2 separate regions of the Homo sapiens genome follow, and region 2 is linked to region 1. The links are chromatin loops, found by intact Hi-C in ENCODE. Cell type or tissue: Caco-2. All regions are shown on one strand. Each heading gives the region's core, and the rest is flanking DNA. Links, peaks and the distances in the headings are about the cores only.

Region 1 (7,661 bases), core at 2,463-4,962:
TCCGGAGGCTGAGGTGGGAGAATCTCTTGAACCCAGGAGGTGGAGGTTGCAGTGAGCTGAGATTGCACCACTGCACTCCAGCCTATGTGACAGAGCGAGATTCTGTCTCAGAAAAAAAAAAAATTAAAAATTAAAAAATTAAAAAATCACATTTCCATTAAAAAGAAAATATCTCCTTGATTTCCACCCATTGTTCTACTCAAAATAATATTAAGTCTTGATTCTATCATCCTTGGTGTTCTCTACCCCCTCTCAGCAGAGGGTCCACCATAAGTTGATAAATGTGGTAAAAGTACCTTCTGCTTTTTCACCCAGCTTGTTGATAAAAACGATAAACAGAGCTAGACCAAAAGCAGAGCCCCTGCGGTAGGCCAGCTGAGACTTCCTTTTGGTTAACGTCAATACCATCAACTTTCTGTAGGCAAAGAAGTTTAACTTGCTACAGCAAATTTACCTCTGTCTACAATTCACAGGCACTGCATGAAGCAGGTGCTGGCTGGTCCTCACACTGAGTGCTTAGTTAGCTGTATCTCCAATCCTCAACCAACCATTGAAGAGCCTCCATATTTTCATTGCATCCTAGACATCCCACCTCATTTTTCATTAACGCTGCTGCCACCTGACACCATCCAACACCTGACATCCTGGGCTATGCAGCTTCCTCAGGCACAAAATGCCCTTCACCTCCTGACCCACATTGTACCCAACCTATAGGGCATGACTCAAGTCCTAACTCCACTGTAAAGTTTGTTGTTGTTGTTGTTGTTGTTTTTAGACGAAGTCTCCCTCTGTTGCCCAGGCTGGAGTGCAGTAGCGCGATCTTGGCTCACTGCAACCTCTGCCTCCCAGGTTCAAGCGATTCTCCTGCCTCAGCCTCGGAGTAGCTGGAATTAGAGGCACATGCCACCATGTCTGGCTAATTTTTGTAGTTTCAGTAGAGATGAGGCTTTACCGTGTTGACCAGGCTAGTCTCGAACTCCAGATCTCAAGTGATCCGCCCGCCTCGACCTCCCAAAGTAATGAGATTGCCGGTGTGAGCCACCAAGCCCTGCTCAGTATGAAGTCTTTTCAACCTATTTGGTTTGCCACACGTTGACTTCTTTTGCTGAACACAAAAAGCCTCTGGAACCAGCCCCTTTGTGTTGCTCCTTCTCCTTTATGGGGTGAAAGTTTTGTCTTTCTAATCAGTCAAGCACAGAGGTCTCAGGCGCTCCCATTCCTCTTCAGTTTTCCACATTTTTTTGCACAGAGCAGAGGCACAATCTTCCTCAAACATTCCACCCCACCCCCTCTATTCTTTGCCCCCATCTCGCCCTCGGAGTTGGACCTTACCTTTCTTCCCGCGCTCGAGGACTCAGGAACCTGCTAGAATCATCATCGTGGCTGCTCTGCTGACTGCTCTGTTGGCTGCTGAGGAAAGACATAGGATATCAACCGTTAACTTCAGCTTCTTTCTCAACCCTGGGGGAGGTCACTTAGACTTCAACTAGACAAAGACATGGGGTTACAAAATTTTAAAGATACAAGTTCCCCCAAGTAAGTCTAGCATAGAGAATGCACAGTTAGACCATATGAGAAATGACACAAGGCTGATAAAATCCCCAGCCATCACACCTGCAGACTGTCTGTTGCCAGCCAAAACAGAAGAGGCCCATCTCGCCCTGCTACCACACTCTTCCCTGGCTATATAAACCTCAAAGAGCAAATGCCTCCAGCATTCTCTCTACCCACTCCTCTTCCTCTCTCTGATGGGATTATAATCCCATTCTCCTCAGCCCACCGGAGACTCTCAAGCCACTGACATGGACTGGGTGGGGTGTTGTGGGGAGGGTGTGAGATGTGTGGGAGGAGGGAGATTCCGGTAAGACAGAAGACTAGATGGGGCCAGGGGTCACCTAGTCTGCTTCTCCAGTAAGGCAAAAGGCTGGATGGGGTCTGGGGTCACTTAGTCTGCTACTCTGCCTCCAGGGGAGGCTGAGGCGGATGAGAAATAGAAGAAGGAATAAAGGGTGGACTCTCCACACCTTAAGGCACTGTAAGTGAGATAATTACACAGCTTTAGTTCAGGCAGAGTTCTTTTGGGAGGTCATATCTTATAATAATACGGGAAAGAATGGCCTTTCCTCTTACTCCAGAGAAAGAAAAGCTTATCAGACACTTCATGACACTAACTGCTGGCATAGCTGATGAACAAATCATTTTTATTAATTATTATTAAATACTCCAGCCATCTGATCAGGAGTCCACAAACTAGAAACTCTAGGCTCAATCTAGAGCCACGTGTTTTTGCTCAGCCCCGTGAGCTAAGGGTGGTTTTTGTACTTTTTAGTGGTTGGAAGAAAAAAAATCCAAAAAAGAATATTTCATGACAGGTGAAAATGATGTGAAATTTAAATTTAGTGTCCACAAATGAAGTTTTACTGGAACACAGCTAAGCCTACATTTACATATTATCTTTGGCTATTTTCCTGCTACCATGTCAGAGCTGAGTGGTTAAGGCAGAGTTGAGTAACTAAGACAGAGTTGTGGGCACCATAGGCCCACAAAGCCCACAATGCTCACCATCTGGCCCTTTACAGAGAAAGTTGGCCAACCCCTGTTTTACATAGGTTCTATTAATAATAAATCCTTATTACCAGGAAGTTGGCCAACCCCTGCTTCACATAGGTTCTATTAATAATAAATCCCTATTACCATAAATGTCACTATAACCAAGGCTACCACATAACCAACATTTTCTCCTTGTTCTGGTGGATCGCCTGCTGCACTAAGATGCATTGGTCTCTATAGAGTATATTCCTTAGCCTAGATGCCCAGTAGAATGCACACTGGACAATCTTGCCGAGCAAGTGCTTGCTCCAGTGTCTGTACACTCTCAGCCAAAGCACATGAGTTCTGTGGTCACAGTTACCACATGCTCTTATGTTCCGTTCTTCCAGCAAGAAGTAAATGACCTGAAAGGCAATTAACATCCAATTTTCAAACACAGACACAAGAAACCATACACGTTACCACACACACCAGAAACCGGAACAGCGCCATACACAAAGCCTCCGGCTGCTCGGCAGAACTCACTGTGTACGGAATCCCTTTCTCCTTCCCTTCCATGCAGCACGTTTTTACAGCTCGTTCACTATGCAGTGGCTGCTCATCATTTTCACTTTGCCAGCTCGGATGGATTTGCCTATTACCAACTCCACATAACCAAATTTCACTATAATGTCGTTAACTCATGAGATGTCTTACTTGGAACTGGCCTGTTATATGAATCAAGCATCCCCTTATATACAACCTGGGACAAGTGTTACTCCACAGTAGGCAGCACACAGATGACTGTAACTCAAATTCCAAAGCCCACACAGCTCCAGAAGCAGGGTCTACACTGTGGGAGAACACACCATTTACAACAGTCAACAGGGCTCAACCAAGCCAACCACAATCAGCATTGCAGCCTCTTCAAAGCAGGGGTCAAACTTGACCCCGCTGAGCCAGGATGGGCTGGTTCTTCCTAGTCCCCCTATCCTCCCCCGGCAATCAAAATTTTAAACTAATAAAGGGGGCTCCCAGAACTCAAGGCCATCTACCAGGATTTCAGAAAAATAATTCTAAGCTGATATTTGCAAGTTTACCCACTAGATGGCACTGTAGACTTCCAAACCAGAACTACAAGGAAAACCAATAAGGAGCCTCAGGAACCGGAACCAGGAACTGCCTCCTTTCTGGCGCCCCTCTCTGGCCTGCCTTCCCATGGCTTAGAAAACAGTTCAGATGGCAGAGAAGGCAGCAATGGGTCATGTTCAAACTGTGTATTGGTTTCAAATAAATATCAAACTACATGCATCCAACAAGTATTCACATCACGCTATGTGTACACGAAGCATCATCAAGACAATGGTTAAGAGTCTACAGTATGGAACCAGGCGGGTTGGCTCATGCCTGTAATCCCAGCACTTTGGGAGGCTGAGACCGGAGGATCGCTCAAACCCAGGAGTTCCTGATCAGCCTGGGCAACCTGGTGAGACCCCATCTCTATAAAAAAAAAATTAGCCAGGCATGATGGTGTACACCTGGAGTCCCAGCTACTCGGAAGACTGTGGTGGGAGGAAGGAAGGACAAAGAAAGAAAAAGAGAAGAGGCTGGGTGTGGTGGTTCACGCCTGTAATCCCAGAACTTTGGGAGGCGAGGCGGGTGGATCACCTGAGATCAGGAGTTTGAGATGAGACTGGCCAACATGGTGAAACCTCATCTCTACTAAAAAAAATAAAAAATAACAAATAAAAAAAATTAGCCAGTCTTGGTGGCAAGCGCCTGTAATCCCAGCTACTTGGGAGACTGAGGTCAGGAGAATCACTTGAACCAGGGAGGCGGAGGTTGCAGTGAGCGAGATCGCGCCACTACACTCCAGCCTGGGCGACAGAGTGAGACTCCATCTGAAAAACAAAAAAAGAGAAGAAAAGGGAAGGAAAAGGGAAAGGGAAAAGGAAAGGGAAGGGAAGAGAAAGGGAAAGGAAAGGAAGGGAGAAGGAAGGGAAAGGAAGGGAGAAGGAGAAGGAAGGGAGAGAGAAGGGAAAGGGGAAGGGAGGGAAGGGAGGGGAGGGGAGAGAGAGGGAAAGGAAGGGAGACGGGAGGGAGGGGAAAGGGAGGCCACTAACAGATAAAACTGTCTTTTGGAAACCCTGAAAAAGAAACTCTAAACTAGGATTTGGAATGACTTTGCCTTGGCACCGATGACTGAAAGATGCCTTAACACTGCAAAGAAGGGAATTGTATAAGCAACTGTTTGCCATTCGCTCAAGACAGCTAGTCCAGTGACAATTCCATTTACCACTTACCGTTTCCATTTTCATTTCCATTTTCCATTTACCACTCTCAAGTACCCAGCACTGTGCTAGGGGAGGGGAGGGGAGGAGAGGGGAGGGAAGGGAGAATGAAAGGGAGGGGAGGGAGAGGGGAGGGGGAAGGGAAGGAAGGGGGAGAAGGGGAGAGGATGGGAGGGGGAGAGGAGGGGGAGGGGGGAGGGGAGGCAAGGGAGAGGGAAAGAAAGAGAAAAAGAAAGAAAGAAGGAGGAAAGAAAGAAAGAGAAAGAAATGTGAAGTATGAAAAAGAGCATCTGCCACATTTTAACTGCTATGTAAATGCCAGGTGCCATTATCCTATATGCAAGGCATCATTTTATGGGTTATAGGAAAAGAAAGACGTGAATCAAACAAGGATCCTGCTCTCAAAGTGCTTAGAATCAGGAAAGTAAGATTCAATATAAATAACTATATTTAAAAGCAGAAAAATGATAACTCTCAATACTATGTATTAAGTGCTATGGGAACACAGAATGCAGAAATGTCATGTCCTTCTGGGACCAGTAAGACAATTCTGTCTTAACAACAAGATTTTTGTGCTGCCACTTAAAACTGGATAGACTCAAGACATGCAGAAATGAGAAGAAAAGGCATTCTAGTTCAATTCCGTTTACCACTCTCATGTACCCAGCACTGTGCTAGGAGACAGTACTGTAAAGATGATCAGGACAAGGTCTCTCCAGCAAAGAGCTCCCAGTCTAAGACATACAAATATTCACCGTGGACTGTGATGCAACAACAGCAGAAAAATGAACAAGGTGTAGCTGGTGGACACCTCTGTTGGAAAGCTCCAGGGAACACATCAGAGAGGTGAACATCGAGCTGGAGGGACTCTAGATAAATCCATGGTGGCAACAGGCATAGGGTATATACAGGATCTTTCCTCCTCCAGTACCCTCGGCAGAGGCCTGGCCCTATTTCCTCCCATTATTTGAGCTTGTTTTTCAACAGTCTTAAAGAAGTTAAATGGGCCGGGTGCGGTGGCTCACGCCTGTAATCCCAGCACTTTAGGAAGCCGAGGCGGGTAGATCACCTGAAGTAAGGAGTTCGAGACCAGCCTGGCCAACATGGTGAAACCCTGTCTCTACTAAAAATACAAAAATTAGCCAGGTGTGATGGTGCACGCCTATAATCCCAGCTACTCGGGAAGTTGAGGCAGGAGAATCACTTGAACCTGGGAGGTGGAGGTTGCAGTGAGCCAAGATCGTGCCACTGCCCTCCAGCCTAGATAACAGAGACTCCGTCTCAAAAAAAAAAAAAAGAAGTTAAATGGATGAATTGCTGCCAACCACTCCTCCACTCAATCCCATGAAATAATATTGTTGAGCAGAATTTCCAGAGATTCAGACACTGCCTCACCCTCTCACACACACCCTTTCAATTCTTCTCTTATATGAGCCTTTTTCAATGATATAGGCCACCTGGACCCCAGGCAACTCACGCTGCTCCCTAAATAAACCTACCAGTCTTCGGAGACCATGAAAAGAGCAACCTCCAGGCCAAGGTGTTTATAAAGGAGTGCAGCATGCTACAAGGTCAAAAAGCACACCTCCCTCCACTCCAGATTAGTCAAGGCCTTAGTGGGAGAAGACATCCAGTCTGCGTCCACTCTGGGATTCAGGAGGTTGAAAAGAACTTGGAGAAAGTCCAGCAGAGGGCACTAACAGATGAAACTGTCTGTTGGAAACCCTGAAAAAGAAACTCTAAACTAGGATTTGGAATGTCCTTGCCTGGGCACCGGATGACTGAAAGATGGCTTAACACTGCAAGGAAGGGAATTTGTATAAGCAACTGCTTGCCATTCGCTCAAGACAGCTAGATATGGAACTAGGATGACTTTAATCCCTCCTGCTGTACATTCAAGCTTCAGATAAAATTCACTGTATAAATTAAATTTTGGAACACTAGACCATGTTCCTAAATAAGATGGGAAGCTCTTGGTAAAATTCTGGGATATTCCTGAGGGAAACCAGCTGAAGCAGAATCCTGGTTTTGTTTAAGACCAGCGTGCTAGTGCAGGAGCTTATCCTGGAAGGTCACATTAATACCAGCAGCACTGGAAGGACTGGGAAAAATCCACAGGAATCTGAGCCAAAGCACGCTCCACAAGGGAGAAATTCACTAGGCTTTGACCAGGAAGCTCTGCAATGCGGGCTGGGCAAATTCTCATGATTCCAGTGATCTCCCTTCCTCCCTCCCTGTACCCAGGACACGTGCAGAAAGTACAGACTAAACCCACGAACCACCAGGAAGCCGTCCTTCTGCCCTCTGAAAGGCACGGCTTTACTGCTAGAAAGACGGAATATGGCAACCTCTACTGAGTAGGTGCTTCCTAGGGAGAAACAGCTCTTTCTCTTCCAGGCAACCCTACAGGAGTCATAGCTTCCTATGCCCAGAAGGGGTTCTGAGAGATTCAGGTGGTCCCAAGCCGTCATGGGGGCATGTAGGCTGTAATGCAGTATTTCCAGAGCCTGATGGAAACTACATTTACCCACACCCAGGCTGCAGAGACTAATGTACTGCATCTCTTTACTTCTGGCTGCAACTGAGGCAATCTCTCCTGTTAGTATCAATTATCTCATGCTAATTAGAAGCTGCAAAAGGCTCTGAGTGGCAGTTATAGATGTCTTTGTGTCTTTGTTAATAAAAATGGGGAAATATATTATTTTAAGCAGTGATACAGTAGAAATAGCACCAAGGCAGACAAACCTGGGTTTGCCCCCTGCCTTTATTTGTTTTTTGTTTTTCTGGATTGAGGTCCTTGGGACATAGGCTTTGTTTCTTATTAGCCTTCTAACCTTGGCC
Region 2 (2,500 bases), core at 1-2,500, 610 kb after region 1:
GAAAAGTATGTCAAGAAGCCGAGAGGTAACTAAATCAAGGAGGGACAAGGGAGTGATTAACCAATCATGTCCTAAAGGGCAGAAAGGTCAAGAAAAGGGAGGACTGACAAAGGCCATTGAATTTATCGATTAAGAGGTTAAAATGTCGAGTGTTTATTCTAAATGCAGTGGGTGACACTTACCGGTGGTCAAGTCAGGATCTTGAGTGGTTTGTTCTTTCTCTTCCTTGTCAATCTCCGATGTACTAGAATCTTCCGTTACTGAGACTAAAGTGAAAGAAGATAAAACATGAGCTATGCATGCATTATATACATGTGACTACATACAACTGTAGTTACGTAAGTCTTCCCAGAGCAGCTTGGGAAGCCAAATTTAAAAACAGTACTGAGATCATTTGTGAACTATGGATTTCTTGCAAACATAATTGCAAATGGCTAGGCTCACTTTGCCTTATTTTTTTAAGGTAAATGTTTTGGGCATTTACTCTGTGCCTGGCCTTGAACTGAGCACTTGGTATATATTATTTCTCACCACAGCTCTGAGAAAACGGAGGTTTAGAGCAGTTATGTAAAGTACCTAAAGTCCTGTAGCAAATAAGTGGCAAAGCCAATACATAAACTCTGTTTTACCTAACTCTAGAGCCCAGCATTTAAACCATTATTTCATATTTCCATCCTGAATCAGGCCTATTAGGGAGAAGGTCTTTAGGATGCTTCAAGATAACAACTGAACACCGAGGAACGGCATTCCAAGCTTTAATTATAGAAAACCTACAGCCTGAAATTTATGTTGAAATATAGCTTCAGTTATTCAAACCTCTGCTTGCCTCCCCATTAGAAGTGGGATGTACTATGATGTTTTTTCTAGATAAGATAAATTATAAAAAATCAGAAACTGTGTGGTTTTTTTTTCCAGATTTTACTGCTGATGTTTCCAATTTCCTTTTTTCTCTCTGCAGTTTCTTGCTTTTTAGTCCATTGCACAGCGCCACTATGTGGACCCCGAGGGGAATGAAGCCTCCCATTCTATTGAAAATGGGTATTAAATGTAATAAAATCGTAGAAATGGAAAGCTGAAAGGAATTTTAGAAACCCTATTTTAAAAGTCTTATATATGAAAAAGCAGAGCAGAAAATTGAGTTGCTCAGTAGCAAGCCGTTAAAGATTACTAGATTCTAAACACGTTTACAAATATTGGATTATTAAAGCAAGTGATGTGGCTGTTCCACTTCATAATATTTTCAATTTCCATTGTCCTTCAAAAAATTGTATGGTACATGTTGTATTTATCAGTGTTTAGAAATCCCAAACATTTACTTTTAAATATTATTTAGGATACAAATTTTTAAAAATATGATCTGATACTCAGAACTATGAACATGATAATGCTCTGAAAGCCCTTATTCCAACAAATGAAATTATTATTGACACATTACATGAAATGGAAAGAGAATATGTAGGAATTTATGCCTTTCTGGATGAGGCTAATAGTCTTGCTCAAAGCACCATAACCAATTCTTTCTTTCTTTCTTTTTCTTTCTTTCTTTCTTTTTCTTTCTTTCTTTCTTTCTTTCTTTCTTTTTCTTTCTTTCTTTTCTTTCTCTCTTTCTTTCTTTTTCTTTCTTTCTTTTTCTTTCTTTCTTTTCTTTCTCTCTTTCTTTCTTTCTTTCTTTCGTAATTCATTTTCTGAGAAGCTGCTATTGCTGGATACTATGCTAGGTAAAATACAAAGTTAAATTAGATATACAATCATTGCTCTGAGTTAACCTCTAGTGAGTTCACTGTCTAAAAAATTGGAATTATAATCCAGGCTTTCTAAATTATTCTGTATTTGTAGTTCAATCCCATCATCAAAAATGACCTGAGTTATTGACAATCAAGTAATTGATGTGCCTTCAGAGGTGATTTTGTTATTCAATGACAACACCAAATCTCCAGCTTCTGCTTCTTTTCTCTTTGTTGATACCAAGTCTGTGTTTTGTGTTTGGTGTGCTTCAGATGGGAAAACAAAGAAACGAGTCTCTCTATAAATGAATTCAACTTTGTCCTTTACTGCAGAGGAAATTCAAATGTCACAGTCGTGAATGTGTGTGTGTACATGTGTACATCTCTATCTCAGGCAAACTAGAACTGAACTTGCAAAGCTTTATGTCAGCCTGAAGCCCATCCCACTAAGTATTCCGATGCCTGATGTGGTTCTTCTCTAGGATGGTACAAAGCTGGAGCCAGTTGGAGGGGCCTGTATGGTCTTAGTAAAAATTAAAACAAAAAATATTCTTAAAACTTAGAATGAGAAAAATAACCTTCCCAAGGAAACGTGATTTTTTAAAAACAAGTTTGAATGATTTTGACACTTACCAGTACTGGTGGGCTGCTGTGGGTCTTGAGAGGATAGAGAGTTTCTCTCCAGAGCATCTGAAGCTGTCTCTTCATCAGTAACTAGGAAAGGGGAAAAACAAAATTCTGCTACTATAGAGAGCAGTTTTACCCACATTGTGCTC

What was found. Peaks named below come from ENCODE experiments on the same cell type or tissue, not always from the same donor. Only the 100,000 strongest peaks of a DNase experiment are listed, where the experiment ranks them.
Region 2: a loop joins it to region 1, with 2.3 times the contacts of the local background. A loop is called at or near these places in 6 of 110 quality-filtered maps.

Annotation. Positions count from the first base shown.
Region 1 is chr11:123,474,565-123,482,225 of GRCh38, reverse strand. GRAMD1B (GRAM domain containing 1B) reads right to left here. Exons shown (of 20, transcript NM_001387025.1): 2 at 1,333-1,410. Among named protein-coding and RNA genes, the nearest start is that of GRAMD1B, 48 kb to the right of the region's middle. RefSeq lists a silencer at 319-408 and enhancers at 1,646-1,765, 1,806-1,855, 3,511-3,805. In Caco-2, for the core only: a CTCF peak has its summit at 3,635 (motif pointing right); a DNase peak (open chromatin) is centred at 3,725.
Region 2 is chr11:122,862,402-122,864,901 of GRCh38, reverse strand. It overlaps CRTAM (cytotoxic and regulatory T cell molecule), which reads right to left. Exons shown (of 10, transcript NM_019604.4): 6 at 2,358-2,438; 7 at 183-266. Among named protein-coding and RNA genes, the nearest start is that of JHY, 19 kb to the left of the region's middle. In Caco-2, for the core only: a CTCF peak has its summit at 978; a DNase peak (open chromatin) is centred at 1,000.